Linked DNA regions of Homo sapiens: region 1 is linked to region 2. Evidence: read pairs that join two places in POLR2A ChIA-PET (ENCODE). Cell type or tissue: MCF 10A. All regions are shown on one strand. Region 1 overlaps ZDHHC3 (zDHHC palmitoyltransferase 3). Region 2 overlaps TGM4 (transglutaminase 4).

Region 1 (2,500 bases), 81 kb after region 2:
AACAAGTCCTATTCACCTGCTTTTATAAGACAAGATCCCACACTAAAGTCATGGAGTAGTTCAGCCAGATCTAAAACCAAATCTTTGGAAGCACCTCAAAGTACTTTGTGAGGATTACTTTTCTAAAACACCGCATCCACCCACATTCTCACATCCACATGAACATTCATGCACTCGTGAACAGCACACATCTTGAGACGGTACAAAGTAGCATCAACAAAGGGCAATTAATTCAACCATTGGAGCCTGTATGAAATAGCTGTATACAGACTGGTTTAACAAACTTGAAATCAGGTGCAATGATCTCCCCTTGGCTTAGAGATAAGGATAATCTATATACTTAAAACAAAAATTGAGGGATTAAACTTTCTGGCTCCCTACAAGTAGGAACTATAAAATCGAAACTCAATTTCATCAGCCTCTTAGCAGATGTCATGAACATCAGCAAAATAGTAGAAACTCTAAAATAGGATGCTTTTGGCTTAAGCCAAAATTTGTTTCGAGTGAATATGTGACATTTTAATAAATCTATTATTATGCTAGACTGCTGTTGAGGGCTGGTCTGGTATCCTCTTGAACTTGTCCTAAACACTGAATTCCCACCTAAACTAATTCTTACCACAGTTAAATAGTTCAGTCTACCCTTAAACAATCACTTAAAATGTCCACTGAAAGAGGGTAGCATCTTTTCTGATATGTCTATAACTCTCAGCTGAAATTCACTCTAATCAATATAACATTAACCTTCTATGGTTTAAATCGTACAGTCTTAAAAATGTGGTGTTTGTTTCTTTTAGAACTTCTCACATTTTAGAGTGATAGTCTTAAAGTATTCACAAGCCAGCCCTGCAACCTCAAAGATCAAATAGATGATCTTTGCCTTAGAAGCTTTAGAAACAAAATTGGTCAAGTAGAAAATTAATTCACCTGCACTACAATTACCTTTATTTGTGTAAGGATCCAAAAGGATTGTAAATTTTATGCCCACTTTTTAGATGAGTCTCAGAAAAACAAAGAGGGAATCATGAATCACTGTGTTTGAAATATTTCATTAAAAAATAGGATGAGTCACTAAACTTTTTCAAAAAGGTAAGGGTGTGGTATGAAGCCTAACAGAAGAAAGGTGCCTTATCTTCTGCGGCACACCCTGCTAGCCAAGGAAAGTGTCCAGACAGGCAGAGTGAGCTGGCCTGTTTTATAAGATCTTTGCTACCAACAAGTCTACACTGTTTCTCTCTCTATAGCAGGGGCTGTCTCCCTCTGACTGCCTTTTGTCTCTGTCATACTCAGCCTTCAACAAAAAACAAATGGAAAAAAAAAAAGTAAAATATTGTACCTCCAAGCCAAACCTTACACATATTACAGTTCATTGAGGAAACCAGGAAGTGGTCGGTAAACCGAAATTTCCTTCTTGCCTCATAACTGACCACCTTCTTACAAAACCCATTCATGCACACACTCAGACTCCTACCAATGTCCTTCATTTCAGAAAACAGTCTGGGATTTGGATAGCTCATGGAGGCTAACAGTTCCTCTACTTACTATAACTATTTTATTACAATTGGCTATTTTACCAGCTCCTGGCTTTACTAATCTACTAAAAAAAAATATGCACCCGAACCAGGTGTAGTGGTTCACATCTGCAATCCCAACCCTTTGGGAGGCTGAGGCAAGAGGATCACTGGAGCCCAGGAGTTAGAGACCAGCCTGGCCAACATAGTGAGACCTTGTTTCTATAAATTTTTTTTAATTGGGGGAAAAAAAAGACACACTCATGTACAGTGTGACATAATAAATGTTACAAACATTGGAAATCCGTAGAAGACACCACTCATTTGGGTAACACGGTCTACTTTCCCTTTTCATGGGTATCATTTATACATTGCAATGAACAGAAAAATTGAGACAAGTTTAAAACAAGCCACTTGTAAGAGTAACTGGTTAAAAAAAATCAGAATTTTAGAGCTGGGAGAAATATTAAAGACCATGTGGTAGATTTTAGTCAAATTTTCCTGTTTTACAAATGTGAAAATTTAAGTCCTTTTGACATTTTGTTGAAAACTTATGTTTTAGGCAAAACATGCAGTACTGGCTACAGCAATGGAGATGGGCATCAACATTAACTGAATGCCTATTATGCTTCAGGACTACGCAAAGCAGCTCGTTTTAATTCTTACAGCAACCCAGCATGGCAGCTTTTATTCGCCATTGCAGAGATGGAAAAAGTAAGGCTCAGAGGGGTTGGGGAATATTCCCAAGGTCGCATTGAGTGAGGTGGTGGTGGAGCCAGGATTCAAAACGGCTCTGCTTGCCGTCACAGACTGCACTTTTTAGCACAGCACATGGATTTTTTTTTTCCACCCAAAGTTGGAATGAGACAAATGCACAAGCAGGAAATAGGAGTTGTACTTCCTGCTCCCTTACACACATTTGAGGGACCTGAGGAGAAGTTACTTCAACTTAGCTTTAGCATCTTCCTCTCTAAAGTGAGGGGGATGGA
Region 2 (2,500 bases):
TGGTTTGAATTTTAGATAAAGGGGAGGGGTTTGGGTCTCAAGCTGAGGTAATACGAAATGTCATTATAACAGACACATGGTGAGAAATACATGTGCTACAGAAAAGGGTGTATTATGCATGTGGAGATTATTTCTTTTACTGAATGTACTTTTCACTTTAGCATTGAAGAAAAAAATCCCCTGTTTTTTTTGGGGGGGATGGAGTCTCACTCTGTCACCCATTCTGGAGTGCAGTGGCTTGATCTCGGCTCCTGATCTCAGGTGATGCGCCGCCCCCACAGCCTCCCAAAGTGCTGGGATTAGAGGCGTGAACCACTGCACCTGGCCTTAAAAATCCCATTTATAATGCAAGTAGTCTTGGCCTCAGATCATGGGAGCTCCTTGGTGCTTCCTCCTCAATTTGGATAAAAAGGCTTCACCCCAGCCACTTTGCACCCCACCCTTCTCTTCAGGATGTGAACTCTCACCTCAGGATGGTGTCTGACTTGAAGCTGATGGGAGTCTGGGCTGAACAGGAAGGGGAGCAATCCCAGGGCTCATCTGTTCCCTCCTCAGTTTGCCCGCTCCCCTCTTTCCCTTCAGCTTTTGTGTTGATTGACGGAGAACACCCTGGCACCAGGTTTGTTCCTGAGGCCATGTCTGCAGAGAGGGGGAGTTGGGGTGGGAAACTTGCCTAACAGCCACTCACAGACTCACCCTGTTTGAAACTCAGTTTCCTCACCTGTAAGATGGGCGTGCACTTACCTATTTTGCGGGGTTACATGACTAAGCACTTGAGTCCACTGCTCTCAGCTCATCCCCATGTAATCCCACAAGGTAGGTATGTGCACACCAGTCTTACAGGTGAAGAAACTGAGTCTCAGACAGATTCATAACCAGCTGGAGGTGGAGCAGGGATGCCCGACTCTAAAGCCCAGCTCCACCTCAATGCACTCTCAGATTTTGAACCCAGAAAGAGGTGATCAGGGAATAAACATTCTCTGTGCTCTCTTTCCACATGTGCTGCGTTGCTGACAGAGCTGCAAGTTCTCCACATTGACTTCTTGAATCAGGACAACGCCGTTTCTCACCACACATGGGAGTTCCAAACGAGCAGTCCTGTGTTCCGGCGAGGACAGGTGTTTCACCTGCGGCTGGTGCTGAACCAGCCCCTACAATCCTACCACCAACTGAAACTGGAATTCAGCACAGGTGAAGCCTCGGGGCCCTACTCATGGGGCTTTGGGGAGGGATCACAAGTGTCTGTGGATGCTGGAGTGGCCCTTTCTGGTCAGTCTGAGCCAGGAGTGCCTTACCCTCCCTGATCCCCAGTTTCTCCATCTGTAATGTGGGAATAATAGCGGGTGTGAAGAGAATAGAATGGGAAGCTCAGTCAGGACCTGGCACATAGTGAGGCTCTGATTCCTTGGCTAAGCAGGGGAGGGGCCAGAGCAGAGAGAGGAGGTGACTCAGCGGGCATCTGCCGTGGTGGGGTCTGGAACATTTTGTAGAGATGAATCATAGGACTGAGGTATGCTGATGCCATAGCGGGGTGGGCTGGAGGCAAGCCAATAATAATGATTAAAATATCATATTTTGGTTGCAAAGATAATAGGAAATGGCTCATGCATTTGTTATAGCTAGGTAAATATATGTGCATAAGTACAACTAGGGGAAGAGAGAAAATGTATTAGATTTTGTGACAGGTGGTGGGATAATGGAGGAGGGTCTTACTTCTTTAATGTTGTTTTTAAGTTTTAAAAATAGATCAAGTAAGCTGGGCATGGCAGCTCATGCCTGTAATCCCAGCATTTTGGGAGGCCGAGGCAGGCAGATCACCTGAGGTCAGGAGTTCGAGATCAACCTGGCCAACATGGTGAAACCCTGTCTCTACTAAAAATACAAAAATTAGCTGGGCATAGTGGCAGGTGCCTGTAATCCCAGCTATTCGGGAGGCTGAGGTAGAATTGCTTGAACCTGGGAGGTGGAGGTTGCAGGGAGGCAAGATAGTGTCATTGCACTTCATCCTGGCGACAAGAGTGAAACTCCGTCTCAAAAAAAAATTAGATCAGGTAGATCTACTTTACAAGATGGCATACAATAGCACTTCCTGGGAGAGCGCTCCTTTTGCTCCTTCTCTGAGTGAACAACAGGCTTAGGGTCTCCTCCAACGTGCTGGTGGAGATCAGTCAGAACAGCCTCCATTCCCTTCATCCAAGATGAAATAAGCACCTACTGTGTGCCATGCCATGAGCTACCTGCTCAACGCATGGACTGGGACCGTGCTGTTGCTGACTTCAGTGACTTTATAGTACCCCTGGGTCCATGTGCATTCCCTCACCCAAAATTTCCTGAGTACTTGCCACATGCCAGGTGTTGCACTGAGCACTCTCCATGTATGACATAGTGTGAATCACTCACTCAACAAATATTTGTTGAGTACCTACTCTGTGCCAGGGAACCCAGAGGTAAAGCAGTTCCTGCCTCCTAGACTTGACTGTACTAGCAGAGAGAGCAGTAA

Evidence for each region. ChIA-PET counts read pairs that join two places held together with the same protein. Peaks named below come from ENCODE experiments on the same cell type or tissue, not always from the same donor. Only the 100,000 strongest peaks of a DNase experiment are listed, where the experiment ranks them.
Region 1: POLR2A ChIA-PET joins it to region 2 with 14 read pairs; 5 of 35 experiments call an interaction of 5 or more read pairs at or near these places.

Annotation. Positions count from the first base shown.
Region 1 is chr3:44,965,784-44,968,283 of GRCh38, forward strand. All of the region lies in intron 1 of ZDHHC3 (zDHHC palmitoyltransferase 3), which reads right to left. Among named protein-coding and RNA genes, the nearest start is that of ZDHHC3, 9.1 kb to the right of the region's middle. In MCF 10A, no CTCF peak of the experiment used is centred here; a DNase peak (open chromatin) is centred at 1,138.
Region 2 is chr3:44,884,308-44,886,807 of GRCh38, forward strand. TGM4 (transglutaminase 4) reads left to right here. Exons shown (of 14, transcript NM_003241.4): 2 at 1,018-1,191. Among named protein-coding and RNA genes, the nearest start is that of TGM4, 11 kb to the left of the region's middle. RefSeq lists enhancers at 1-264, 1,290-1,584. In MCF 10A, no CTCF peak of the experiment used is centred here; DNase peaks (open chromatin) are centred at 1,454 and 2,444.